Linked DNA regions of Homo sapiens: region 1 is linked to region 2. Evidence: read pairs that join two places in POLR2A ChIA-PET (ENCODE). Cell type or tissue: PC-9. All regions are shown on one strand. Links, peaks and the distances in the headings refer to the core of each region. The heading gives the core; the rest is flanking DNA. Region 1 has its middle 11 kb from the start of RIMKLA. Region 2 overlaps CCDC30 (coiled-coil domain containing 30).

The links. ChIA-PET counts read pairs that join two places held together with the same protein. Peaks named below come from ENCODE experiments on the same cell type or tissue, not always from the same donor. Only the 100,000 strongest peaks of a DNase experiment are listed, where the experiment ranks them.
Region 1: POLR2A ChIA-PET joins it to region 2 with 5 read pairs; 3 of 35 experiments call an interaction of 5 or more read pairs at or near these places.

The regions. Positions count from the first base shown.
Region 1 is chr1:42,361,618-42,376,975 of GRCh38, reverse strand. No RefSeq gene overlaps it. Among named protein-coding and RNA genes, the nearest start is that of RIMKLA, 11 kb to the left of the region's middle. In PC-9, for the core only: no CTCF peak of the experiment used is centred there; a DNase peak (open chromatin) is centred at 5,845.
Region 2 is chr1:42,472,556-42,487,913 of GRCh38, reverse strand. CCDC30 (coiled-coil domain containing 30) reads right to left here. Exons shown (of 21, transcript NM_001395517.1): 2 at 7,348-7,453; 3 at 5,098-5,251. The coding sequence starts at 7,362. It also overlaps a transcript of PPCS not described here. Among named protein-coding and RNA genes, the nearest start is that of CCDC30, 17 kb to the right of the region's middle. In PC-9, for the core only: CTCF peaks have their summits at 7,923 and 8,140 (motif pointing left); a DNase peak (open chromatin) is centred at 8,163.

The DNA of each region.
Region 1 (15,358 bases), core at 3,405-8,404, 110 kb after region 2:
TGACAATATGGTAAATGTATCAGTCAAGATAAGCTAGGTTAGGCTGTGGTGACAAGTGATCCCAAGAGGGCTTGCAACAATGAAGTCTTATTTCTGAAAATGTACTCATACATAGTAGGACAGTATGGCTATCCTCTAGGTTGTTTTTGTGCCAGGACCCAGGCTGACAGAGCAGTCTTTACTATTTCTTTTTTTCAGAGAGAGGATCTTGCTCTGTTGCCCATGCTGAAGTGCAGTGGTATAATCAGAGCTCACTGCAGCCTCAAACTCCTGGGCTCAAGCAATCCTCCCACCTCAGCCTCCTGAGAGGGTAGGACTACAGATGCACACCACCATACCCAGCTAATGTTTTTCTTTTTTTGTAGAGATAGGGGTCTCACTGTGTTGCCCGAGCTCATCTTGAACTCCTGGCCTCAAGTGATCTGCCTGCCTCAGCCTCCCAAAGTGTTAGGATTACAGGCGTGAGCCACTGTACCGAGCCCAGAGCAGTCTTTATCTGGAATATGTTGGTCTCTCATGGAAGAAGGAAAGTGATTATGATAAACTACATGCTGGCTCTTAATACTTGTGCCTGGCACTTACACATGGTCAGGTCACATTTTCTTGGCCAGACCAAGTTCACCTGGCCACACCTGATGTCAGTGAAGTAAAGGAAATATAATCCTTCCCTGGGAAAGGCAGCAAAAATTTGTGAACAATTGTGACCAACTATACAGTCTGCTACAATCGAAGACCAGAAATAGCCAAATCCTGCTCTGCTAATCATCCCTCCTCTCCTTAGGGTTCCCAAGGGAACTATATCCAAGAAAAACTGGAGTAGAAACCAAAGGATCATTTTATTCATAGCTGAGCTAGCACCCAACAACATCTAAAGCAGAGCTCTGCAAAAAGATGGAATCGAATTGCATGGCTTAGGTTTAAGGCTGAAGCGATGCTTCCTAATTCCCTGCCCCACCCTCCCTGCGCTGTAAGTTTTGGGACCAGTATGCTTAGGCATGCCTACAGAAAGAGAGGAGAAGATGCTCAGGTCTGCAAAGCTTTACTCATCCAAGTGTGTGCTAAATGAAGACTGGTCTGGGCCTACTCAGAAGGAAATGAGGGCTAGGCACAGTGGCTCACGCCTGTAATCCCAGCACTTTGGGAGGCTGAGGCGGATGGATCACCTGAGGTTAGGAGTTCGAGACTAGCCTGGCCAACATGGCGAAACCCCCATCTGTACTAAAAAAAAAAATTAGCCGGGCGTGGTGGTGGGCGCCTGTATAGTTCCAGCTACTCGGGAGACTGAGGTAGGAGAATTGCTTGAACCCAGGAGGCGGAGGTTGCAGTGAGCCAAGATCACGCCATTGCACTCCAGCGTGGGCAACAGAGGGAGACTCGTCTCAAAAAAAAAAAAAAAAGAAAGAAAGAAAAGAAGGAAATGGGGAATGATCCTTTAGCACAAAGTGGCCCCAACCACTAGTGTGGACTAAATATCCTGGTTTGATATTGTGATATAACAAGGGATATATATTTTGGTCTCTGTCCCCAGCTCCTGACTACATCTCCTAAAATCCTTGTAATTTCCTAAGTGATAGGAGCTATAGGAGCATCTTTTCCTGAAATACTGGGTTTAGTCCCTGGCTCCTGAAACAGCTCCAGAATGATAAAGTTGTGTTGTTCCTAACAGGCCCCCTTCAACCACACCTGAGTTTATGTTAGTAAGGTGACTTTTGGAAATCTCCCAAAGATGAGGAGCTGATTACCAGAGGAACCAACCGTTTGATTACAGAGTTGGAACTTTCAACCCCACCCACTCACCCACCCCAGCCTCTAGAGAGAGGAAAGGGGTTGAAGGTTAAGTTGGTCACCAATGGCCAATGATGTAATCAATCACTCCTACTTAATGAAGCCTCCATAAAAACCCTAAAGGACAGGCCAGGCACCATGGCTCATGCCTGTAATCCTAGCACTTTGGGAGGCCGAGGTGGGCGGGTTGTCTGAGCTCAGGAGTTTGAGACCAGCCTGGGCAACATGGTGAAACCTTGTTTCTACTAAAATACAAAAAATCAGCTGGGCATGGCAGCGTGCGTCTGTACGTCTGTAGTCCCAGCTACTCGGGAGGCTGAGGCAGGAGAATTGCTTAAACCCAGGAGGCAGAGGTTGCAGTGAGCCGAGATCACGCCACTGTACTCCAGCCTGGGCGACAGAGCTAGACTCCGTCTCCAAAAAAACAAAAAACCCTAAAGGACAGGGTTCCAAGAGCTTCTGGGTTGGTGACTACATCAAGTTGCTGGGCGGTGGTGCATCTGGAGAGGACATGGAAGTTCCACGTTCCTCGCCCCACACTTTGCCTATGCATCTCTTCCAAGGCTCTTCCTAAATGGTATCCTTTATGATAAACCAGAAAACGTAAGTGAAGTATTTCCCTGACTTCTGTGAGCCATTCTAGCAAAATTTTTAAACATTTATATTATAGACAGGGTCTAGCTCTGTTACCAAGGTTGGAGTGCAGTGGCACAATCACAGCTCACTGCAGCCTCAACCTCCTGGGCTCAAGCGATCCTCCTGCCTCAGCCTCCCAAGTAGCCGGGATTATAGGCATGTGCCACCAAGCCCAGCTAATTTTTTTAAATAATTTTTTTGTATAGATGAGGTCTTGCCATATTACCCTGGCTGGCCTCAAACTCTGGCCTCAAGCAGTCCTTCTACCTCAGCCTCCCAAGGCACTAGGATTGCAGGTGTAAGCCACCACACCTGGCCATTCTAGCAAACTATTGAACCCAAGGAGGGGGTCGTAGGAAGCCCCAATTTATAACTAGTTAGTCAGAAGCACAGGAGGCCCAGACTTGTGACTGGCATTTGAAGTGAGGGCAGTCTTATGGGACCAAGCTCTTAACTTTTAGCATCTGATGCTAGCACCAGTAGATAGTGTCAGAATTGAATTGAATTGAATTGTAGGATACCCAGTTGGTGTACGAAAAGAATTGGAGAATTGCTTGTTGTAGAAGAGACCCACACATTTGGTGTCGAAAGTGTTGTGTGAGCACATAAAAAATACATCTAGGCTGGACGCAGTGGCTCATGCCTGTAATCCCAGCCACTTTGGGAGGCTGAGGTGGGTGGATCACCTGAGGTCAGGAGTTCGAGATCAGCCTGGCCAACATGGAGAAATCCCATCTCTACTAAAAATACAAAAGTTAGCCGGCCGTGGTGGTGGGCACCTGTAGTCCCAGCTACTCGGGAGGCTGAGGTGAGAGAATTGCTGGAACCCAGGAGGTGGAGTTTGCAGTGAGCCGAGATTGCGCCAGTGCACTCCAGTGTGGGCAACAGAGTGAGACTCCATCTCAAAAAAAAAAAAAAAAAAATCGGCCGGGTGCAGTGGCTCACATCTGTAATCCCAATACTTTGAGAGGCTGAGGCAGGCAGATAACGAGGTCAAGAGATTGAGACAATCCTGGCCAACATGTTGAAACCCCATCTCTACTAAAAATACAAAAAATAACTGGACCTGGTGGCGCACGCCTGTAGTCCCGGTTACTCCGGAGGCTGAGGCAGGAGAATTGCTTGAACCCAGGAGGCAGAGGTTGCAGTGAGCCAAGATTGTGCCACTGGACTCCAGCCTGGTGACAGAGCAAGACTCCATCTCAAAAAATAAAAATAAAAAATAAAATAAAAAATATTTTCCTTTGGCCTGGGCTTTGACCAATCAGGTTAATATCTGCTTCTTCCTTGTGATCATAGCCGTAAGAGGACAGGGGAGAGGAGATAATTCCTCTGTTCCCACATTTTGTTGTCTCTTATTCCATTGGGAAGATGAGTGGAAAATTCTCCTACCAAACAGAATATGTGCGTTGTCTAATTACCTCCCCATCTAGATTAAGCCTGTCAAGGTCAGGGGCAATGCATCATGCATACTGTTTCTACATGTGATAGGCACTCAGTTTCTGTTGGTAGCAATTGTGGTTGTCATTTAAGAAACATCATTGCAAGTTCAGTTTACAAAACTGTGGCCAATACAGATATAGCAGGCTTTCGTAACCTGGGGTTCTGGGGCTTTCTTATCTTTCTTTCAACCTTCACTATATATTGGCATAGAAAGGTATTGAGATATGGGACTGGACAGTAGAAGGAGTGTCTTTATAAACATTACATATATCCCCAAGAAGATGGATCTGCCAAGTATATAGAAGATCAAAATTCAAGCTACCTCAATAAATTAGAGAAACTGTTGTCAATAGCAGGTTAAAATGCACTAAAGTAATTGGATTGTTCCTAATACAAAGGATAAATGCTTGAGGGGATGGATACCCCTCAAGCATCAATCCATGATGTGATTATTTCACATTGCATGCCTGTATCAAAACATATCATGTACCCCACAAATATATACACCTACTATGTACCCACAAAAATTAAAAATTTAAAAACTTACATAAAATGCTCTAGGATAAACGGAAAAGTGGTATAATTAAGGAGAGAAAAAAAAGCATCACATGGCTGGGTGCAGTGGCTCATGCCTGTAATCCCTGCACTTTGAGAGGCTGAGGCTGGTGGATCACCTGAGGTCAGGAGTTCAAGACCAGCCTGGCCAACATGATGAAAACCCATCTCTACTGAAAATACAAAAAATTAGCTGAGTGTGGTGGTGCGTGCCTGTAATCCCAGCTACTCGGGAAGCTGAGGCAGGAGAATCACTTGAACCCGGGAGGTGGAGGTTGCAGTGAGCTGAGATCGTGCCACTGCATTCCAGCCTGGGCAACAAGAGCGAAACTCCATTTCAATTAATCAACCAATAGCATCACACACAATAGAATTCAAGGGAAAAACTGACCACACAGAAATGTGCCAAGAAGGGCCTGATAGATGTGGCAAACCAGTAATGGAATGTGTAGAAAAATTGGGGGCTATATTAACAGAAGCCTGGGAGGCCAAATTAATCTTCATATCTCTGTGACCTAGCACAGTGTGTGGCACACGGTGGATATTGATACATATTTATTGGAAGAAAGTGTGACATTGACTTTGGTCACATCATCTTTGCTGTTCCCTGCCTCTGAAAAGTATTTGCGTAACCAATTCCTGTCCACACTTCAAGACCCAGCTTAAACACAACTTGTTCCATGTTGCCTTCCCTAAAATCCACCTCAAGCCCAGCTAGAAGAAAGGGTTCCATTTCTGAATTATTGTAAGCATTTAATAACTCAAGCAATTATTTTAGTAATGTGCACTCTGATTGCATATTGGGTGAATGATAATTCTTAGATTATGGCAATGCAATCTATATAATTTTTAAATTATAGAATTAATAAGGGAGGGTGTGTGAAATTCTAGAAGTTTAATCTCTGGCACTGTCTCTGACTTTCCTTGCTCTAGTTTTTTTTTTTTTTCAGATGTTATATGTCATCCAGATATCAGCCTCATCCTCTTATTCAAGCTCACACCCCCTGTGTCCTCTCAAACAAGGGCCTTAGTGAACCAGGCAGAATTTACTGAAGTAGAGACACAATTTGCATCATGTAGCTTGCAACAATTCATTTAGTAATCCCTCTATAAACTATTTTCCAGAGTACCCTCTCTGGTTCTGCTACTAGAGTGTTTTTTGTACTCTTCTCCACCCTCCAAGCCTCCAGCTTTGCTGCTCTTAACTCTCCCACTCCAGAGCCTCTTTCAAATTCCTCAGCCCTTCATTAGTCAGAGGAAAACATTTTATCCCAGCTCATGCTTCCAAAAAGTGTACCCTGGACAAATGACTCTGTTCAGCAACACAGAAGTTCTTCCAATTAGAAGAGCCATCCTCTTCAGAAAACAGAGGAGGATCATAAATACCTTTTCCTTTCTGCAGACATAATTAACACAAAATGACTAAGTGGGGTTAGTCAAGGAAGTCTTATTAGCAGGCTTGTTGGAGTCAGCTTTTGAAGGTGGCAATGGACATAGTTTTGCAGGGTGGAGTGCAAAGAAGGCATTCAGGTGGTTGCTGGCTGCAATCCTGCTCTGGATGAAGTTGGCTCCTAGAACCAGGTAGAGGTTTATAGTTTTCAAGGGACTTTTCCTATCCCTCCCAAGACAAGGCTGCATAGTTGCTTATCCTGTTATCTGCCAGCCTTAGCTTCACTTAGCTATAATCATTAAGGATAGACATTTGTTGTCTCAGCCTTTCCTAGTCTCTTAGTCATTTCTGACCAAGTCAGGAATTAGATTAGGAGCCTCAACACTGTTTCCTTCCCTTCCGTGTTAGGATACAGGCTATGCTGCTATAACATAGACCCCCCAAAAGACAGTGACTCAATAAGAAGTTTATTTCTTTCTCACTTAATAGTCCAGTAAGGTGGATGTCTGACTATACAGATAGCTCCGCTCCAGTTGTTCATCTTGGAACCCAGGTTTCTTTCATCTCAGTGTGCCACCTACTCCAGGATGTGCTCATTGTTTGCATGGTTGAGCCTGGCTCACTTGGCCACATCTGTGTCTAGACCTCTGGAAGGAGAAAGAAGGGAAAGAGAAGGTGGAGAGCAAGTAGCTTGCTTTTAATGACATAACATCAAAGTTGTACTCTTAACTTCCATTCACATCTCATTGGCTAGAACTTGGTCACATGGTCACATCTACTGCAGGGAAGGCTGGATAATATATTCCCTAACTGGATAGACATATGCTCAGCTAAATGTAGTGGAAGAGAGAACGGCTTCCATTACAAAAAGGAAGAGGAGAAATGATGATAGGGATGATGAGCAGTTTCCACCGTACTTCCCCATGGCCTGTGGAATAAACTTCTTAGCATGGCATAAGAGACCCTATGGGACCTTCAGCTTTCCACTCTAGTAATATCCAATTACTTGACATGCCCTGAACTTGCTTTGCTGTGTTTCCCTTCCATGACTGTTTATGGTAAATTTTTCTCACCTTTCTTTGCCTGCTAGAATCAGCTCAAATAACATCATCTCCAAGTGTTCCTAAAACTCAGTCTGGGGCAACTGACTCTTCTTTGTCTTCTCATAGCACACTATGCATTCATCTCCTCTGGCACTTGTCAAATTCCCCCACTGACTGCAAAAGTTTGAAATCATCTCCTTTCGGCTCTGTCACCATCTAGATTGTAAGCACCTTGAGAGCAAGTATGCTATGTCTTAGTCGTATTTGTACCTTTAGTTCCTAATTTGAGCTGAATTCCTTTTGCCTACCAGTGGGTGAAAGATGTTGTGCCATTGCCTGAGCCCTTGCATGCTCACTGGGTTGTAGCTTACATCTGTAATAGCCAGGCTGTATTAGTAGACATTCTTGTTCTCACTGGTTTGGAAGCACTAGCCTGAGGCTGCTGCTGGTCTAGGATCCCAATCCTCTTTCTAGTCCTTGTGAATTTCCTCCTTTGAGGAGCCTAAAGTTTGTTTTGGTTACCCCTAGGGGCTAGCTGCTAAAGGGCATGACTGCCATTTACTGCCTTTGATCTTGGAAGCTCTTGCTGCTAGGCTTCACCTGCTATGGATTTTCCTGATGGTGAGACCTGGGGGAATTCAATTCTGGTTTATTGTCTTTGGACACTGACAAATGATCGTTTAGGTAGATCATTTCCTCCCAGTTCTGCTCCTAGTGGGCTCTGGCCATTTTCCACTTGTCACTGCGAAGACTCTATTCTGCCTGACTTGTGAATGTTTTCCATTTTAAGATTGATAAGTATTATTGGTACCTTCTATTTTAAACTAACTGGTCCATGATGAGAATGGATTAACAGCTTTGTGGCATATCACTGACACAAAAAGCAACTTGTACAGACTTTCTTTGGATGAATATATATATATATATATATATATATATATATATATATATATACACACACACACACACACACACACACACATACATATACATATCTACATACATGCTTAAAATATGAATATGTGAGCATGCAAACCAGGGTATTGAGAAGGTTATTCATATGGTAGATGTTCTTTATTTTATAAAAGGGCTTACTAGGAAGATCTTATGCATTATTTTCTATCTTTTTGGTATAACTTTGGTAATTGTTCAGCAAGGTACAATTCCCAGGTCAGATGGATGATTTGGGCAGCCACATAATCTGCCCTTCTGTGTGTCAAAGCTGTGGATCAGAACAAGGAGATTTAACCTTAAAAAGTCAGCAATTTAGTCAGATTGTCAAAAGAACTCAGTAATATCCAGGGAAGTAAGAGGCAGGGAACTCTAGTGTTCTTGATGAGCTGAAAATGAATTGGTAATTTGTCATGAACTGAAAATTCTCAATTCCAAAAGGTCATGGAAGAGTCACAGATAGGTCCCACCTGGGCAGCTCAAGTACCGAGAACCCTTCCAAGTTTCCCTGCCTGTATTAGTTAGAAGTTATTCATTTACAAATGACAGAAATCCAATTTAGCATAAGCGGCAAGGGAGTGTACTGACTCACGGTCCTTGGAAGGCTAGGAATGGACTTCAGTCACAAGTAGATCCAGAGACTAAAATGCATTTTCCAAATTGGCCTTTCTCATTTTTTTCAATCCCAACCTTCTTATTCTTCATTGATCCCATTCTTTTCTATGGGAATTACCTTCCTCCACAAGGCAGGGAAGATAGCCCTCATTCACATTCTAAATGTTCTTTATCTGGAAGGCTGGATAACTTTTCTTCTATCTCCAAATGAAAAAATTCCCAGGAAGAACTTTGATTGGCCTGACTCAAGTCACATTCTAGCCCTGGACTAGTCATTGTGGCCAAGAGTACAGGGTACGATTGGCTGGGCCCTGTGGCGGGGAAGTGGGGTGGTATAACTAGTAGCCTCGTGAGACTCAGAATTCATGTGGGTCACACTCTCCTTTCTAATGCTGAGACTCTCCAGTAAATATCTCACATGTTCGCACCAAACAGCCCAGGCTTCATTTCATACTTCTGCTTGTTTCTACTCTTGATGTTCTGCACTGACCACTGCTTGCTTTTAGTGTGAACACCTGCTTTGTGGTTCCCTTAGGCTGCCACTAAAACCACTTAGCTGGACCACTGTTGGCCACTTTGCTGCTCAGGCCACTGCTTGTGCTTTTTTTCCCGGACCTCCTCTCAGTGGTCTATTTGGAAAAGTGCCCATGGGCATCTCAGATACTCTGGCAGGGACTAGTTCATGCAGTTGTGTAATTAGGAACAGTTATATAGGTCGTTCAGTGCATAAGGGCATCCCATGAAAGCAAACATGGGAACTGAAGTCTAGCATGAAATCCAGCTTACTAAGCTGTACATCTACCTTTTTGTGTTCTCCAGGTAGAAGACATACTTTTTTTATTTGCTTAAGGGTACCAAGCCACCATGCATCAGGGAGAACATATTACTTGAGCTGATTCTAGCAAGCAAAGAAATGTGAGAAAGATTTACCATAAATAGTCATGGAGATAAGACACAGAAAAGCATGTTCAGGGAATTTCAAGTAATTGGATATTACTAGAGTGGAAAGCTGAAGGTCCCATAGGGCCTCTTATGTCATGCTAAAAAGTTTATTCCATAGGTCGTAAGGAAGTGACATTTTATTTTATTTTATTTTATTTTATTTTATTTTATTTTATTTTATTTTTTTGAGAGTCTCACTGTCACCCAGGCTGGAATGCAGTGGTGTGATCTCAGCTCACTGCAACCTCCACCTCCTGGGTTCGAGCAATTCTTCTGCCTCAGCCTCCTAAGTAGTTGGGACTACAGGCATGTGCCACCATGCCTGGCTAATTTTTTTGTATTTTTAGTAGAGATGGGGATATGCAATGTTGGCCAGGCTGGTCTTGAACTCCTGACCTCAAGTGATCCACCTGCCTCGGCCTCCCAAAGTGCTGGGATTGCAGGCGTGAGCCACTGCGCCTAGCCAGGAGGTGACGCCTGTAATCCCAGCACTTTGGGAGCCAAGGCGGGTGGATCACGAGGTCAGGAGATTGAGACCATCCTGGCTAACACGGTGAAACCCTGTCTCTAATAAAAATACAAAAAAAAAAAAAAATTAGTTGGGCGTGGTGGCGGCTGCCTGTAGTCCCAGCTACTTGGGAGGCTGAGGCAGGAGAATGGCGTGAACCTGGGAGGCAGAGCTTGCAGTGAGCCGAGATCGCGCAACTGCACTCCAGCCTGGGTGACAGAACGGGACTCCGTCTCAAAAAAAAAAAAATTTCAGACAAAGCTTCCCTGCAGGCTAGCAGCAGCATAACTCTGGCTGTTTCCTCTGAAAGGTTAGGAACAAGTACATCTCTTCTGTTTGCCATTGTATCAGAAGAATGCCACTACCATAAACATAACATTGTGAGAGCAGCTAGGGGCACAAGCCCACCTCACCTGTCTTTATTAGGCCTGCTATAATAATATACCATAAACTTATTGGCCTACAAATGACAAAAACGTATTGCTCATAGTTCTGGAGACTGGGAAGTTCAAGATCAAGGCGATGGCATATTAGATGTCTGATGAGGGCCTATTTTCTGGTTCATAGATGGTAACTTCTTGCTGTGTCCTCACATGGCAGAAGCGGCAACACAGCTGTCTGGGGTCTCCTTTATAAGGGCACTAATCCCAATCGTGAGGGCTCTGCCTTCATGACCTGATCACCTCTCAAGTCCCCACTTCCTAATTCCATCACATTGGTGTTAGGTGTTAGCATGTGAATTCTGGGGGGACAGAAACAGTCAAACCATAGCACCACCCCATCATCAAACTACATCTTCATATATGATAATCTCAGCAATGTGAATACAACTATTTTGAATAATTGACCTTCACACTGATTGGCCAACTAAGTCAGTCCTGGACCTACAAACTAAACCCCTGGTGAAAAGCAAAAGTCAGATGAGCCATACCCCTTACTTGGAAAAATTAATAGTCATTGGCCCTGTCCTTTCTTGCCTGGGAAGGTGACAACATACAATCAGTATCTTGTATTTATTTTGTCATGTCTTGCTGAAGCCTACATATTTTATTTTTTTTTATCTTGAAGCCAACTGAAGGCTCCTAGGTGCAGTTTTTATTTGACTACATCAGATAATTTAGTTATATTCAATAGAAGAGCGTGCACTGTATATAGCATAGATTAGGCAGACTATATAGGAGGCAACATGGGTAGTAGGAAAGAAACCATCGAACTGGGAGACCCAAGTTCTTGTCCTGCCTAGCACTGCTAACTAGCTAGCATGTGACATTAGAAAAGCCATTAAAACTGGCCAGTCATGGTGGCCCATGCCTATAATCCCAGCACTTTGGGAGGCCGAGGCGGGCAGATCACCTGAGGCCAGGAGTTCGAGACCAGCCTGGCCAACGCAACAAACCCCGTCTCTACTAAAATATAAAAATTAGGCGGGCATGGTGGCAGGCACCTGTAATTCCAGCTACTTGGGAGGCTGAGGCAGGAGAATTGCTTGAGCCTGGGAGGCGGAGGCTGCAGTGAGCTGGATCGTGCCACTGCACTCCAGCCTGAGCAACAAGAGCGAAACTCCATGTCAAAAACAAAAAAAAACAACAAAAATAGAAAGGCCTCTAAAACCTCACTAGCCATCTGCAAAATGAAGGGCTTTAGATAACCTCTAAGGCCAGCTTTAAAATGCCATCATTCCATAGTCTCATTGGAAGTGTCTGTAGGCTGTTCAAGAAACTCATAGACACCAGGGACCAAGGACAAATCAGCTGCCCTGAGCCAAATACCAAGAGGGAACAAGCCCAAGCTGGTGATAACCAGAGGTGCAGACGCAAAGTGTGCACTTGTCTTCCAGGAAGGTGTTTGGTGGCTGGGCACAGGGGCAATGAGAGATAGTGTTGGAAAATAATTTAGTCATGGGTTCACTAAACGTTCCTTTCAACCTAGGTTTAAGATACATCTAAACATTCCCCATCAGTTGCTTTTTTGGGGGGGTGGGTGGTGTCATCATATCTCTAGAGAAATATATTCCTAAGACCTACACGCATAGTAAAGCTCTCTGTGGTACCTTTAGAGGCTGTGCACAACTTCACAGACAACTGGTAACATTAGGATAAAGTATTATATTGTTAATCCTGGCTAGTTAGGAGGCTGAGGTGAAAGGATTGCTTGAGGCCAGGAATTCAAGATGTGCCTGGGCAACATAGAGAGCCCTCCATCTCTCCTAAAAGAAAAAAAAAATATGTTGTAGCCATTCTGGATAGTTCCAAATGTGGCCCAAAGGGTACTGGCTATCTTCTGGCCTTGCTTGATCTGTGATGTTGTTTATGCTCATAAGCTATAATCTGTACTCTGTTGATGGCACAGCTTGGATTCCAGATACCCCCTTAGTTATCTACAAGAATAGGAGAGTGAGTCCTGGCCTATAGGAGATAAGACTCAGACTAGGTCTGTATAATATACATCACATCTCCAGAGACTGCTGACAAGCCATATGAGACACGGAGGAAGTCTTTCAGAATACCGCCATTTCCAAGAGATAGTACCTGTCTATGTACCAAGTCCTATGTCCCAGTAAAAGAGCCTGGGGCCAGGCATGGTGGCTGATGCCTGTAATCCCAGCACTTTGGGAGGCCAACGCAGAAGGATTGCTTGAGCCCAGGAGCTCGAGACCAGCCTGGGCAACAAAGTGAGACCCTGTCTGTACCAAAAAATATATAATTTTAAAAATCAGCCAGGCTTGGTGGTGCATGCCTGTAGTCCCAGCTGTACTCTTTGGAAGAAAGCGTCGCTATGCACAGCCCACACTAAGGAGTGGGGTGGTATGCTTGCTTCCTTCAGGGCAGAGTAGCTACATAAATTATTTTGAATTCGTTTGCATGGGAGATTCAACTCTTCTCCTCATTTACTTATTCTTCAATCACTTATTTATTTCATTCAGTGACTTATGCTTTCATCCAATTGGCTGTTCCTATCTGCAAGAGAAATGGGAAATGCAGTTTTTCATGTGGGCGCATTGTTCAGAATTTGGAAGGAAAGAGTCACCCTGGATTTCATGGATATTTATTTTGTTCATTGGGTTATAATCCAATACTAATTTGTTTATTTTGTTGCTCAAATTGTTCCAGCTTTGGCCATTGAGAGTTCTTTCAGTTGGTCCCTGTTTCTCTTTAACATATTCCCATCATTGTGTTATTGTGGTTTTTGGTTTTGTTTAGTTATGTTTATGTTGCTTTTTAGCATTTCCTTATTTCTGGCACTAGAAGATGTTTCAGATTCATCTTGTATATTTTCTGTCCTAATTTTGGAACCAGCCATTTCTCCAAGGCCCATGGTTTGTTCCTTGATTTGCATATTTCCATTTAAAACAAACTCCTTAGAAAGTGGTGATATCAGCCAGGGCGCGGTGACTCATGCCTGTAATCACAGCACTTTGGGTGGCTGAGGCGGGTGGATCACTTGAGGCCAGGAGTTCGAGGCAACCTGGCCAACATGGTGAAACCCCATCTCTACTAAAAATACAAAAATTAGCCAGGCATAGTGGCAGGCGCCTGTAGTCCCAACTACTCAGGAGGCTGAGGCATGACAATCATTTGAAGCTGAGAGGCAGAGGTTGCAGTGAGCCGAGATTACACCATTGCACTCCAACCTGGGTGATGGAATGAGACTGTGTGTCCAAAAAGAAAGTGGTGAGGGAAGTTGAGAGGAGAGGAGAATGGGCAGGACCTACTACCCCTCTCACTTCCTATTGATTCAGTTGTTTTACCTTGCTTAAGCAAATAAAAGTTTGAAACTCATATTTATTTCCTATTGTTGCTATAATAAATTACCACAAACTTTGTGGCTTGAAACAACAGACATGCATTATCTTATAGTTTTGGGGATCAGAAGTGTAGAAATGGGTCTTATGGGGCTAAAGTCAAGGCAGGGCTGTGTTCCTTCTGGAGGCTCTAGGGGAGAATCTGTTCCTTGCCTTTTTCAACTTCTAGGGGCTGTTTCTCTCCCTTCCTTGGCTCATGGCCTCCTTCAATAATGACATCACTCTGACCTCTGTCTTTGTAGTCAAATCTCCTCTCTCTTCAGCTTCCCTCTTTCATCTTTTAATGACCCTTGTTATTACATTGGGCCCTGTATTACTTCATTCTCACACTACTATAAAGAAATACCTGAGATTGTGTAATTTATAAGGAAAAGAGGTTTAATTGGCTCACAGTTCTACAGGCTGTACAGGAAGCATGGCTGGGGAGGCCTCAGGAAACTTACAATCATGGCAGAAAGCAAGGAGGAAGAAGACATGTCGTTCATGGCTGGAGCAGGAGGAAGAGAGTGAAGGAGGAGGTGCTACACACTTTTAAACAACCAGATCTCGTGAGAACTCACTATTATGAGAACAGCAAAGAGGAAATCTGCCATCGTGATCCAATCACCTCCCACCAGGCCCCTCTTCCAACATTGGGGATTACAATTTGACATGAGATTTGGGTGGGGACACAAATACAAACCATATCAGGCCCACTCAGATTATTCAGAATAATATCTCTATTTTAAAACCTTTACATTAATCACATCTGCAAAGCCCCTTTTACTACATAAGGTAACATAGTCACAGGTCCTGGGGATTAGAACATGGATGTCTTTGTGGGGGTGGGGGTGTCATTATTCTACCTACTATAAAACCTTAAAACCAAAAAGTGGCATCTGCTGATAAATCACAGTTTTACCTTCCTTTCTGCTACACAGGACACTCAAACTCTGAATGTTTTCAACAGCCTCAGACAATCATTTCTTCTTTTTCCAAAAGGAGATGATAATAACAGTATTATTTAATAAACCATTCTAAAAACCTTATGTTGCTTTTTGGTATTTTACCAAAAATGTATCACAATTTTCCTCACTTATTCTACTGATATTTTCCTCAGTAGCAATTTAGAACGTGTAGGTTAAATAGTACATATGGTTGATTTCCTATTCTCATTAAATGATCTCTTAAACTTTAAAGGCTCAAATGTTTATACAGGCTTCTAGGTTCATGATGGCCCACAAAGCCTATCTATTCCTTGTCTTCTATGTCTTTTCCATCCTGATAGTCTAAGTCCTCATCGGGCAATCATATAGATTAGAGAATGCAAGCTATGTGTCCCATAAGGTAGACCTAATGCATTAGACTTACAGTTAAATAATTGTGGATTTTTTTCCAAATGAAAAAAGTTACATTAATGAATATAATTTGTTATAGATTTCAAAAACGTTCCCTATTAATTTTCCTCAACATTGGTACCTCTTTCTGCTTGTCTGTCAGTGTATGCTAGCTGACAACAAAAGAAATGAATAAGAAGCCAATTAATATTAATAGAAAAAGTCAGAGATAGGAAATAAATTATGTCTAGTTTGATAGGTCACGGTGTGTTTCTATAATTTTATGTTGCATACATCTAATAGAGAACTATTTTGCTAGCTGAAATGCTTTCTCACATAAAGAACTCTAGATGTAAAAAATAATTACCTTTC
Region 2 (15,358 bases), core at 6,222-11,221:
CATGGTGTGCCGGGGTTCTGTGATCAAAGTCTTACAAGGGTGAAATCAGGGTGTTGGCCAGGCTGTGTTTCTCTCTGAAGGCTCTGGAGAAGAATCCATTTCCAATCTGATTCAGCTTGTTAGCTGAAATCAGTCCTTGAGGGTGTAAGACTGAGGTCCCCATCTCCTCACTGACTGTCAGTTGGAGGTCTCTCTTGGCTCTTGGAGGCTGCCCACATTCTTTGTTACCTGGTCTCCTCCATCTTCAAAGTCATTATTTATTTGTTCTTCAAAGTCATTAATGTAGAATCTCCCTCATGTTAAATCCCTCTTGCACTTCAAATCTCTTTTGCCAGGAAATGCCTTGACTCTTTTAAGAGCTCACCTGATTAGATCAGGCTCAAGTAAGATAATCTCCCTTCTTTAAAGTCAGTTGGTTTGGGACCGTAACTACGCTTACAAAATCTCTTCACAGCAGCATCTAGATTGTATTTGGTTGAATAACTGGGAAAATATGTGTGTATACCAGGGGGTGGGGCTCTTGGAGGCCACCTTAGATTTTCACCTAATACACTTATTTCCCCCAGTTCTTATATTTTTAACAGCTTTGAGGTACAGTTTACATACCTTAAAAATTACATATTTCAAGTGGACAATTCAATGGTTTTTAGTATACCTACAGGTATGCAACCATCGCAATCTAATTTTAGAACATTTCCATCACCCTATTAAGAAAATCATATGCACTTAGTCAATCCCAATTTTCATACCTAGCCCTAGACAACCACTAATCTACTTTCCTTTTTTTTTTTTTTTTTTTTTTTGAGACAGGGCATCACTATGTTGCTCAGGTTGGACTCAAACTCATAGGCTAGGTGATTCTTCTGCCTCAGCCTTCCAAGTGGCAAGTAGTTGGGACATAAGCATGTGCTACTGTGCCCAGCTATGCCAATCTACTTCCTATCTCTATAGGATTGCCTTTTATGTACATTTCATCTAAATGGAATCACACAATATATGATCTTTTGCATCTGACTTCTTTTACTTAGCTTGTTTTTGAGATTCATCCATGTAGCAGGTGTAAGTACTTCCTTCCTTTTTACTGGCAGATAGTATTCTATCATATGAGTGTCAGGAGTTCCCAAGGTCACCCCCAGGTTTGGTGATGTGCTAAGAGGACTCACAAGTCTCAACATATGTTCATATTCAAAGCTAAGATTTCCTACAGCAAAAGGATAAAGCAAAATCAGCAAAGGGAAAGGATGCATAGGGCAAAGGCCAGAAGAAACCAGGAACAAGCTTCCAAGAGTCCGCTCCCAGTGGAGTCACAAAGGATATGTCTCCAGCAGTGAACTGTGACAATACATGTAAAATGTCTACCTGGGAAGTTCATGAAAGACTCACCACCTAAGGTTTTGTTGAGGGCTGGTCACACACACACTTTCTGCCTAGCATATACCAAGACTCTTAAAGGAAAGCAGGTGTTCTGCATGGACCACATTGTATAAACAGCTTAGGCACAGTGAGCCACTATTGGTTAAGGAATGGTGGAAACCCTCCCAAAATCCAGGTTCCCAGATGTCAGCCAGATGCTTGTGACTGTTATAAGCAGTCCTTTCTTAAGAATAGCAGTGTCGGGTGTGCTGTTAGCTACTTTCTGCACAGTATGGATATACTGCATTTTGTTTATCTGTTCACCAACTGACAGACAGTTGGGTTGTTTCTAACTCTTGGCTACTGTAACTAATATTGTTATGAACATTTACATACAAGTCTGTGTTGATACATGTTTTCATTTCTCCTGGGTAGGTAGCTAGGAGTAGAATTTCTGGGTCGCCTTTAATATTTTGAGAAACTGTTAAATGTTTTCCAAAGTATCTTCACTATTTTACCTTCTTACTAGCAATGTATAAGGGTTTCAATGTTTCCACATCCTTACCAACAGTTGTCACTGTCTGTCTTTTTTAGCATGGCCATTCTAGTGGGTATGAAGTAGACGCTCATTGTGGTTTTGCTTTGCACTTCCCTAATAACTAATGGTATCGAACATCGTCTTCTTAATCGACAAATAATAATTGTATATGTTTATGGGGTACAATGTAATGTTTTGCTATATATTTATATTGTGGGGTGATTAAATCAAGTTAATTAACACATCTATCACCTCACATACTTATCAATTTTTATGATGGGAGGTGCTGAGCATCTTTTCATGTGCTTGTTGGTCATTCACATATCTTCTTCCTGGAAATGTCTTTTCAAATCCTTTGCCCATCTTTTTTCTTTGAGACAGGGTCTTGCTCTGTCACCCAGGCTGGAACAATCATCGCCTACTACAGCCTCAAACTTCTGGGCTCAAGCTATCCTTCCACCTCAGCCTTCCAAGTAGCTAGGACTACAGGTGCATGTCACCACGCCCAGCCCTTTTGCCCATTTTTAAATTGGGCTGTCTTTTAATTATTAAATTGTAAGAATTTGTTACATATTCTGGATGTAAGATCCATATCAAACACATGATTTGCAAATATTTTCTTCTAGTCTATGAGTTGTCTTTTCACTTTCTGATGGTATGTTTTGAACTGTAAAGGTTTTAAATTTTGATTTAGTCCAATGTATTAGTTTTTCTCATCATTTTTGCTTTTGGTGTCATATTTAATGTATCACTGCTTAACCCAAGATCATGAAGATGTTTTCCTTGTTTTCTTCTAACAGTTTTACAGTTTTAACTTACATTTAGCTCTATGATCCATTTTGAATTAATTTTTGTGTAGGTGTAAGGTAGAGACCTGTATTATTTTGAAGCAAATCCTAGACATCATTTCATTCACTTATGAATATTTCACTATACAGCTCTAAAAAATAAGAACTCTTTTTAAACAAAAAATTAATTTAACAAAAATTTAACAATAATTCTTTAACTCATATGTCTAGCAAGTGTTCAAATTTCAAATTGTTTTATTAATGTTAAAAATTTGAATCAGGATTCAATAAAGGCCACACATCATAATTGGTTAATAAGTCTCTTAAATCTTTAAAAATTCATCTTTTTTCTTGATATTCATTTGTTGAGGAACAAATATTTTATATAAATTCTTTTTTATTCTTGAAAAAATTATCACTGAAAAAATTTTTCATTTTCATCCAAATTTTATGATGTGATAGAGAGCTAAAGAATAAACTAAAGAGAACTAAAGGGATTTATTTTAAAGAGTTTGTTGAAAGAAACAAGCTAATACTTGGGAAACACTGTCATATAACACATGCCTAGCTACAAATTCTGCTATAAGTGGATGACTCAGGAAGTTACAGATGGCGCACACACTGATACTGCACACAACATTCCAAAAGGACTTGCTAATTCAGCTTCCCAGCAGTCCTAATAGACTCACTGTGGAGATGGCTTTCAGTTGATACGTCTGGGATTTACCCTACAGAGCAACTGCTGATAGAACAGGTTGCTATGTGATTGTGTTCTGTTGTGTCCAAATGTAACTACTAAGGGTACTGAATATCCTGCTTTCCTTTTTTCTTCTTGTATGGCAAGCAGCAAATATTGCTTCTCATCGTGTTCATGTGACCAAATTTATTTTCTTTTTAGATAGTGTTTACTGAGGAATAAATTGCATGCAGTGAAATTCACCCTTTTAAGTGTATAGTTTGAAGAATTCTGACAAATATGTACAATTGTATACCCACCAACCCACATGGGATATGCAACATTTCCATCATTCTGAAAAGTTATTTGTGTCCACTGTTTAAAATGTACTTATAAAAAATTTACATCCTGATATTCTTTTTTTTATTATTATTTGTTTTTAATCACACAGGCATAATCATTATTGTTTTATACATTTAACATTTTTAATGTTTATGATTCTAAAGTAACCTATACATTGCATTTGTAAAAGAATCAGTCACGGATTAAAAATATAGAAAGGAGATAATTATAATTTAAAATTTTTATACTAAATTCTAGATAAAGCAAAGATGTAAATATAAACAATAAAAGTACCCCCCCAAAACCAGGGGTAAATATTTTCAATAACCTTGTAGTGAAGAAAAGGCTTTAAACATGAAAACTCAGAAAGCATAAAGAATAATTCACTTAAACCCAACTTGATGAATATTAGCATTTATGGTAAAAAAACAATAACAACAACATAACATTTATAACCAACAAAAGGCTCATATCCACAATATATAAAGAACTCCCACAAATAAATAAAATAGAAAAATATACAACAGACTCGAGCAGGAACTTCACAAAGTTGTATATCCAAACGAGTAACAACAACAACAAACATATGAAAAGATCTTCAACTTAATTAGCAGTCAGGGAATACCAGTTAAAGCCACACTTAAATACCACTATACACTCAACATAAAAGGTGAAGTTGGTAAGACTGACAGTACCAAGTATTGAAAACCAAGGTGGAGGAACTAAAATCTCACATACAACTGAGGAAAGCTTAAATTAGTATAATTACCTTGGAAGACCAAAGTAGAACCTGCCCTTTGATTCAGTAATTCTGCTCTTACCACAATCAGAAATGTGTAATAAGCACACTGAGACATATACCAAAATGTTTATAGCAGCAATATTCATAATAGACAAAAACTGACAACACAATCGTCCATCAGTAGAATGGATAAATTGCAGTATGTTTATTAATGAAATACTATAAACAGCAGAGTGAACAAACAACTGCTACGTGTAACAAAATGAATGAATCTTATAAGACTGAGCAGGAGAAGCAAACCATAGAAGGCATACTGCATATAGTCAAACGCAGAAACTGCATTCAGTCAGGACAGTAGTTACTCTGAAGGAGGAGGAAGGATGTAGAGATAGAAAGAAGGAACACAGGGGACTTCTGAGAGGCTGGGAATTTCTTGTGGTGAGTGGTATACACTTACAAGTTGTGCACTTTTGGTAGATATGCTTGGGCTTTGACAAAAATTCCTAGCATGGTAGAAAATGAGGCTGTTCATCACTTTTATGTGTTTATCTTAAAGACTTGTTTCTCAGTGTTTTTTTTTTTTCTCATGTTCCACCCTGAGATGAGATCAGTACAGTTAAAGCATGATCGGAAATGGTCATCTGAAACCACAGCTTACCTAATTTACATTGTTCCTTCTCCTTCACTTGTAGTTCATCAGTGAGCCTTTGAATCTCTTCATGAGCCACCCCTAACTTCTTTGCTACTTGTTCCATTCCTCTTCCTAGGCAGTTTTGTGATGTTTTGTCTTTTTCCAGGTCTTCATTATGATACTGAAATAAAACTTCTATTAGTAATAAAACAAAGAGCAAATGTACTCTCATGACATTTTGCTATTTTCTATTAATGTTTAAAAGCCAATAAATTAGCAAACAATATCTATGTGTATTTCTTTGTGTGTGTGAGTGTGTGTGTGTATGTGTGTGTGTCTGTGTATTTCCTTTCTTAGGTTGAACCAAATAAAACTGGTGATATTTGATTGCTTTTACTTATAAATATTTGGTTTCATGTGGTTCAACCTAACATCCAAGAGATATGAGTGTATTGTTCTATTTCTTTGCAGTATTTTTTATTTATATACATTTTTACATAGTCATAATACCAACACATGTACAAGTTTCTGTCTGGCTTTTTAAATTTAACATTATACAGGAACACTTCTCTGTAAATTGCTGTACAGATTTTCTAATGTAATGATTTTTTTTTTTTTTTTGAGATGGAGTCTCACCTGGTCCCCCAGGCTAGAGGGCAATGGCACAGTCTCTAATGGCACAACTGCAACCTCCGCCTCCCAGGTTCAAGCGATTCTCCTGCCTCAGACTCCCAAGTAGCTGGGATTTTAGGCACGCACCACCACGACTGGCTCATTTTTTGTATCTTTAGTAGAGATGGGATGTCACCATGTTGGCCAAGCTGGTCTCGAACTCCTGACCTCGTGATCCACCCACCTGGGCCTTCCAAAGTGCTGGGATTACAGGCATAAGCCACCGCACCCAGCTTGTAATGATAATTTTTAAAGGCTGTACTGTGTTCCAGCATGGCTATAACATTATTTCTGTACTCACTTAAAAATTTGGATAGCTTCTGATTTTTGCTATTGAAAATAATACTGTGATGTACAGTTTAATCTTGGGTTACCTCCCATACTTAAATTCACAGTGTACACTTTATTCACCAGACTTACCTTTTAATAACATTTCCCTAGATCAAAAACATTAAATTCCATGAGCAGAACTGAATATATTTAAAATAATGTGCTATATATTCTAAAGAACTCCTTAAAAGGGGAACTACAAACATATTTGTAAATAAAAAATATGTATAGTCCCAAGGTGATTTTTTTTTTTTTTTTTTTTTTTGAGACAGGGTTTTGCTCTGTCGCCCAGGCTGGAGTGCAATGACATAATCTCGGCTCACTGCAACCTACGCCTCCCAGATTCAAGTGATTCTCCTGCCTCAGTCTCCCTAGTAGCTGGGATTACAGGTGTGCACCACGATGCCTGGCTAATTTTTGTATTTTTTAGTAGAGACAGGGTTTCACCATGTTGGCCAGGCAGGTCTTGAACTCCTGACCTCAGGCGATCTGTCTGCCTTGGCCTCCCAAAGTGCTGGGATTACAGGTATGAGCCACTGCACCTGGCCTAGTCCCATGGTGATTTTTAAAAGGACATAACATAGATTGTTTAAATTTTGATACATTCAATAAAAAATCAGCTATCATGTCAAATGAGTGATTTTTTCCTCCTCAAATTTTTGTGATGTGTTCAAAATACTTTTATGCATAATTTGATAATTCTTACAGCATGACTCTTTTTTTTTTTTTAAGAGATGAGGTCATGCTTTGTCACCCAGGCTAGAGTGCAGTGGCGCAACCATAGCTCACTGCAGACTCCAACTCCTGGGCTCAAGCAATCCTCCCACCTCAGCCTCCCCTGTAACTGGAACTACACCACACCCAGCTAATTTTTTTTTATTTTTCATAGAAACTGAGTCTCACTATGTTACCCAGGCTGGTCTTGAACTCCTGGCCTCAGGTCATCCTCCAGTTTTGGTCTCCCAAAGTGCTGGGATTATAGGCATGAGCCACCACATCTGGCCATGAATCTATACATTATCATACATTCAAACAAAATACTTCTAAGGTGAAAGCTGATTTGTAATTAGCCACAATTATTAAGTAAAGGATTATAATTTCTTTTTTACCTCACTCAGTTTTTTTAGACTGTTACACAGGTTCTTGATGTTCTCTTTGTAGAGACTGGTGGATTTGTTCCAATTTCTTCTTAACAAAATTCAATATATAAATGAAACGTACATAAATCAGTCTTCATGAACAAAAATGTCATTTTGCCTGGGTGTGGTGGCTCACCTGTAATTCCAGCATTTTGGGAGGACAAGACAGGAGGATTACTTGAGCCCAGGAGGTTGAGGCTGCAGTGAACGGAGATCATGCTACTGCACTCCAGCACTCCAACCTGGACAAGAAAAAGAAAGAGAAAATGTTTAAATCTTCAACTAAAGTATAAAAATGAATGATAAATTTTAGCAAGATTGCTAGATATAAGGTCAATATATAAAAATAATTATAATTTAAAATACCAGTAACAAATTAGTAGAAAATTAATTTTTTTAAAAAGATAGCATTTATTATTAATAGCATCTAAAAATATGAAGCACCTAGGAATAAATCTAACAAAAATGTGCAAGATCTTTGTGGGGAAAATTATAAAAATTTACCTATATACATTAGAAAATGAATAGATATTTCATAATTACAGATCATATCTATCAAACAATTTGAGTTAATTTTTATATATGGTGTGAGATAAATTTATTGCAAGGTCTAAAATTTCATATATTGCCTTGACATCTTTCAGTCTCACAGAAGCCCCAAAAAAGCCTAGCCATCAGTTACTCGGCTCGCACCAGAGATGTCCCCCATCCAGAGAGAAAGAGTCCCCATCTGGCCAGTTCCTCTATCAGCCGGAGCAGCTGTACTCCACACAGTCCTTAAACTAATGAGTTTCACTTCCCTGCCAGCCCACGGAATTTTCCAGACAAGCCAATCACATCTTCCCATGGGAACCAGGAGGCACCTCATCTTCTTGTTACTACAAAGCCTGCCTCCCATACTCCCTATGAGTTCATTCTATTCTTGAGAGTAACCCCTTGTGGCCCTGCATAGCATAGCATATCTATCCTCTTCCCATGGGCTGAGTGTATCTGACTAATAAGCTGCTATCAATCTCATCTCTCTCCAGTGTCAGGTGTCATGTATTTGGCCATCTTGTGGTATTTAGAGCAGGCATTCCTCACCAGTGGGGAACAGAACTTCGATCAGGATTTGGGAGGCTTTTTTTTTTTTTTTTAAGCATATGTCTATATCTAATTGTTCCAGCATCATTTGTTGAAAAGGTTATCCTTTTCTCATTGAATTACCTTGTCACCTTTGTTGAAAATCTGTTGATGGTGTACTTGTGGGCTTATTTCTGGACTCTCTATTGAGAGTTCCATTGATCTATAGATCTATCTGAATGCCAAGAATGCATTTTCTTTTTTTGAGATGGAGTCTCACTCTTTCGCCCAGGCTGGAATGCAATGGTGCAACCTTGGCTCACTGCAACCTCCACCTCCCATGTTCAAGCGATTCTCCTGACTCAGCCTCCTGAATAGCTAGGATTACAGGCACCCACAACCACGCCCGGCTAATTTTTGTACTTTTAGTAGAGATGGGGTTTCACCATGTTGGCCAGGCTAGTCTTGAACTCTTGACCTCCGGTGATCCGCCCAACTCGGCCTCCCAAAGTGCTGAGATTACAGGTGCGAAACATCGCGTCCAGCCCAAGAATATATTTTCTTGATTGCTACAGCTTTATGGTTAAGTCTTGAAATCAGGAAGTGTTAGTGCTCCAACTTTGTTCTTTTTCAGTTTTTTTACTAGTCTAGGACCTTGCATGTCCACATCAACTTTAGAATCAGTTTGTCAGTTTCTACAAATAAAAAAAGTGACTTTGCTGATTATTTTATGCTCAGGCTCTTTACAACATTAGCTAAAACAAAATATTAGCTTTAACCAAATTAGGAATGCAACACAAATGTTACAGGCTATATTTTATCATAAAATGGGTATCTTGGGGGGGCGCAGTTTGGTTTTTGTTTTGTTTTATTCTGTTGTTTGAGACAGGATCTCACTCCGTTCCCCAGGCTGGAGTGCAGTGATGCAATCAAGGCTCACCACAGCCTCGACCTCCCAGGCTCAGGTGATCCTCCCACCTCTGCCTCCCGAGTAACTGAGACTACAAGTGCATGCCACCATGCCTGGCTAATTTTTGTATTTTTTGTAGAGATGGGGTTTCGCCCCTTTGTCCTGGCTGGTCTCAAATTCCTAGGCTCTAGCAATCTACCTGCCTTGGCCTCACAAAGTGCTGGGATTACAGGCGTGAGCCACCGTGCACGGCCAGAGAATCTGTGTTAATTCTTTCTGGCCATTATTGGAAAACTATGATCCAAAAGTGATTGAGTAGTTGGTATTAGAGTCATCCAAGATTTCACCCACCATTCTCAATTTGTTTGATAGATTCCTTTTCATTAATAAATCAGTTCATCTTCCCTCACCATTTACACTCTGAGCCTTGTTTTCGTTCTCATTCTTTGATTATTACTGCAAAACTACCCCTAAGTTTCCCACTTCCAATCTGGTCCCTATGTAATCCATCCCTCTACTGTTGCTAGAGTAATTTTTCTAAAACATGAATCAGATCATGTTAGCTGCCCTCTTAAAATTATTTAGTGATTCTCCAGATATTTTATAACAAAGTCAATAATTCATATGTTCAAAAATATTTGTATGCTTTTAGCATAGTCCAGGAACATCAAGCATAGTCCAGGTGTCAAATCCAAATGCCTTAGTTTAGCATACGGTTTCACCATGACGTGGTTCCTGAAAATATCTCCAGCCACATTTCTTCTTAGCATTCACTCACGTGAACCACTATGTATTATCAACTCTGTTCCCTTTGCCAGGAATGCCTTTCCCAGCTTCTTAATCTAGCTAGCACCTTTCAAAACACAACTCAATGCAATCTCCTTTGGAAGCCTTTTCTGGTCACCCTACCCATCCTGTCTTTCTCATCACCTCCCCTGAATTTTCCTAGTATTCTGTGCCTTCCCTTAGCATAGGACTATCCACACTGAACTACAACCACTGGCTTATCTCTTTCCTTCACAGTTTACAGATTTATTGCAAGTCCAGATCAAGTCTAATTTGAAGAATGTGGGATGCATAGGATTGATTTACAAACTGAGGCTTACTGGCAGTCCAAATCATTAACATGCTAGGGAAAACTGTATATGAACTTTTGCATTATAATGACATCATTCTCCTATTTATCAATCATCATGAGCTAATTTATATTGCAAAAACACGTGGCCTGTAATCCCAGCACTTTGGGAGGCTGAGGCGAGTGGATCACAAGGTCAAGAGATCAAGATCATCCTGGCCAAAATGGTGAAACCCCGTCTTTACTAAAAATACAAAAATTAGCCAGGCATGGTGGCGTGCATCTGTAGTCCCAGCTACTAGGGAGGCTGAGGCAGGAGAATCCCTTGAAGCCGGGAGGCAGAGGTTGCAGTGAGCCGAGATCACACCACTGCACTCCAGCCTGGGTGAAAGAGTGAGACTCCATCTCAAAAAAACAAAACAAAGAAAAACACATGTTGGCAGTAGGACATACAATATCTTCTGTTTCTTGCAGTGTGGCAGATTAGAGCCCTTGAACAACCTTCCTACTGAGAATTACCAGAAATGCCGGAAGAAATTTTCCAGAAGCTTTGTAGAGGGGGGAAAAAAAAAAGCCAGAATTAAAGAAAACTCTTAAAATGCAACCATTATACAAACAAAAATAGAATATTAACTTTAAATCATGAGAAGAAAATTCAGTCTACCCAGTAGAAAGCAAGAAAGGAAAAAATGAGGGTACAGTACAGTAATATGTCCTATAATTAACTCAATTTTCTCTACACCTAGGCAAAAAAAAAAAACAAAAAAAAAAACTTCCATCAACGAACTCTTGTAAAAGAAATTTCTAAAAGGAAAAAAGGAAAATGATCCCGAATGGAATATCTGAGATGCAAGGAAAAATGCTGAGTACAGAAAATAATAAATGTGTGGTAAATATAATCACTGACCATATATAATAATAAGTATAATAACAGCACCTAATTTTTTTATCTTTTTTTTTTTTTTGAGAAGGAGTTTCACTCCTTTTGCCCAGGCTGGAGTGCAACGGCACAATCTCCGCTCACCACAACCTCTGCCTCCCAGGTTCAAGCAATTCTCCTGCCTCAGTCTCCCAAGTAGCTGAGATTACAGGCATGAACCACCACATCCGGCTAATTTTGTATTTTTAGTAGAGACAGGGTTTCTCCATGTTGGTCAAGCTGGTCTCGAACTCCCCACCTCAGGTGATCCGCCCACCTCAGTCTCCCAAAGTGCTGGCCTAATAGCACCTAAGTGTGTACCTACACAAATATAGAATATTCTAAAAGGGTTCTATCTGTATTTTCCTTTGCAGCTTTGAAGTACTTAATATTTTCTAAGTCCTTAATATGCTAGTGAAGGAGTTAAAAATACACTACTCTGGTATATTGACTATTTTGAGTTAAACACACTTGAAAAACAGCAGGTGCAAGATCATTCTGATCTTCCATTTCTTAAAAGCAGGAGATGAAATTCCCATGTTCAAAGATGCCCTCCCTTTGCTAGAAGGAAAACAACACTCTTCTGATTAAGGATGGGAAGTTGAGGCCAAGAGAATTCTTTACAGACCTTGTTAAAGTAACTCTTATCTTTTCAGCCTTTCCATATATTTAGTTGCATTTCACAGCTTACTATTGTCTGTCCAATTCAGTATATGAGAGATTGATTCTAAGTGCTTCTTTGGGTCTTCATCTCCATTTATTTCCAATTTAAATAAATGTGTATGCTTTTCTCCTGTTAATCTGTTTTATATCAACTTAATTCTCAGGCTCAGCTGGGAAAAAAAAAACCTAAAGAGGAAGAGGTAAAGTTTTGCCTCCCCTAAACTGGGTACTTTACAAGCCAGGTACTGTGAGAGACACAAATCACTAAAACTAGGACATGATCTCTACTCCAGAGGAGCTGATACTGATTATAATATAGTGTGGTAAGTGCTGTAATAGACACTGAAAGAAAATACCCTGCACTCTCATACACATTTCAGACTATTTCAGAATACATACTTTTTTAAAAGACAGGCAGAAAATACACTTAAAACATTAGAAGTATTATACTTTTCTTGGGGTAGAAGATATAATTTTTCCCTTCTTTATAAGAGCATACATTTCTCAAATTTTCTATAATGTCATATGTTAATTTCTAGAATTAGGGAAGAAGTTTTAAAATGACATGCCCACAAAAGGAAAAACAACTCTGTTTGAGTTGGAGCTCTTTAAACTCATGTCTAAGCTGTTCATTTTCCTTTTCATCATAACCATGAAAAAATGCTTCTCTTCCCTCTGTTAGGTTACAAATACAGTTTGCATAATTTTCCACCTAAAAAAAACACATTTTCTTACTTTTAGTCCATGGCTCATATTTTAATCCATATTAAAGGTCCGGGAAGTGAAAGAGCAATTAAGAGATCACCATTCTATCATGACTATAATCTGAGAAATCAACAGAAAACTCAGCTTTCCTCAAGTGTTGGCATCTGGCTCTAAACTCCCTTCCAGCTGTCTTACATTATCATACACTATGTTTCCCATAGGTATGATGACATGTAACCACAAATTTCTGGGACAGTCCCAATCTCTAATATTTTTTTCTATCAACATACCAGGTTTTAAATCAAGTTTCCCTCTCTGTGGTTTAGGAAATATGGTCATGATATCCATGAACAGAAAAAAATCTACATAATAATTAGGTTTATACTGCTATGCTGAAACTGATGGCTAAGATGATTAAATGTTAACAGGAGATTACATTAAAAATTGTTGTGTATTCTTTGAAAAGCTTGCAGTTAATATAACGGCTTCACAAAAAGCTACTTTTATGTGCATAATAACAGGTAGAAAGCGAATATGCTCCAGGCACTATATTAAGTACATCAAATATTTAATTGTCTCCACAACCACATGGGACTATTATTCTCCCACTTTGGAGGTGAAGAAGCAGGCTTAGAGAGGCTAAGAGACTTGCCTTGTCACATAGGGAATAAGGGGAGGAGCTAGAATTCATACTCTGATGGGTAGAAACCAGAGACTGAGTTCTTAGTACGCCAAAGTGCTTAGAAGTAGACTACCGAAATAACTGAATTGCATTTTGGTGAATTCTTTGGAAGCCTATAGGAAAACTCCTTAAAATATGTACAGAAAGATGAATAGTATAGAAGGAACATAGGAATCACAGTTCAACTTTATCACTTCCTGGCAAACTTTCGTTTCCTCTTTAAAATGGCAGGAACAATATCCATTTCTAATGATAATAGCTATCATTTATTGAACACTTGCTAGGTGCCAAGTACATGGGTAATTTATACACACTAACCTGTATAAATCTCACAAATCCCTTTGAAGATGCTATTAACATCTCTATCTTACAGACAGAAATTTCAAGCTCAAAGCAGTTGAGTAACTTGCCCAGAGTTAAACAGAAAGATAATGCTAAAGGCAACTTTTCACCCCCATCTGCCTAATGTTAAAGTTCACACTCTATGATGCTATACTGCTTTTCATTCTAAAGGAGCTGCATTCTTCTTTAGAATTTGGAGATTGGATTGTCCTTTAAGAATTAAATTTAAAAATGTTACCTGTGTGAAGCTGAGATGTGAAAACATAGCAGAGTGATTCCCAGGCAACCTGAGATAATTCATTAGTTCATTTAAAGAAAGTATGTTGATGAGTATTGGAAACATCCAAGAGAGTAACAATAGGGCCAAAAAAAAAATAGCTTTATCTACTCCTCTAAGCACTAGGTGCCTGGTCCTAGGATATGAGGTCCAGAAACGAGGGTAGATATAGATAGCCCTATTGTGGAAACCTGGCTATCTCAGCCAATGCTATAAAAAGTTAGAATCATTTGTTCACCAAGTAAACATCTAATTAAAAGTTGGCTTCCCACATAATGTGCCTGTAAGAGAATACATCAGCCACCAAAAATACATGTTTAGTTCCTCTGGCAATTATATTTCTTATTGTCAATTAAAAAGGAGGTGTCTCATCTCTATGACTTTGGTTAATACAAGCCCACCTTTGAGAAGCAGATCCACTGATACTATGCCGACATTAGTTTCCAAGCCTTCAAAAAAAAGAGTCACCTAGAAGGTCAGCTCCTGAGAGAAGGATGACTTTACCAAGATAATGAAAGCTACCTGGAGCAGTCCTGTTTAGATGTTCAGCCAGTCATCACTGGGCAACATCCTATACATGGAGTCTTAATGGAAACCAACACAGACTGTTGCCATGTTTCATTAGAAAAAAAAAAAGGTCTACACGTGGGTGCTTTTCAAACTATACAGTGATAGCCAAACATTAGTTTTTAATATGTCAATTTAATGAAGGGCAATGAACAAAATCACAGGTGTCTTTAAAATTCTATGCTATTAGTTCTCACTTCTTTTGTTTCACCCATGTGCTTCACTATAAGCTCTTCTACATCTGTGGTAGCAGTCCTCAGCCTGTCTTCACTGTGCTGGCTGGAATAAGCACCAAACAGAGTTGTTCTTCTGTAGTAGCAAGGGGATTGATTTCTTCTTTTTCAAGATGGTGAAGTATGTCTTCTAACTGAACTTTTCCCTTGATAGAAGAAATAAGCATATGTATATGAACACACACACACACACAACTGAGGATGCAAGATATCTATGTGGGTGCCACCTTAGTCTCCTTATTAGAGTACTAGTCTTTAGGGTACTAGCAATAGAAAGCTAGTAAGCTACCTGAACCTTCATCACACTTATGTATGTGTATGTATATATATCTTGGAAAATCCAAGATATTTCTAAAGAACAAAATATAGCTGGCAATACACATACAAAGCTGCTATGTGAGGAAAACTGAAAGCAGGAATAAAGAAGTCTATGTATATATGACTAGAGTCAGACTCTCTACAATGTATATTTTACTTTTCCTGTTGTTATCTAGTTATGAGCACTTAAATGAAACAGCTGGTAATACCGAAAAATGTAAGCTTTGAACAACTGTGTATCTTCTAAAATAACAAATGACATGATATACTTAATGAAAATTATGTACAATGGAAAAAAAAAAAGCTTTTCTGTCTGTTCTAAAGTTTGCAACTTTTATCTGAAAAGTCTCCCAAAGGGCTCTTGTTTCTTTTTTAAAGTCCAAAGAAGTCTTTG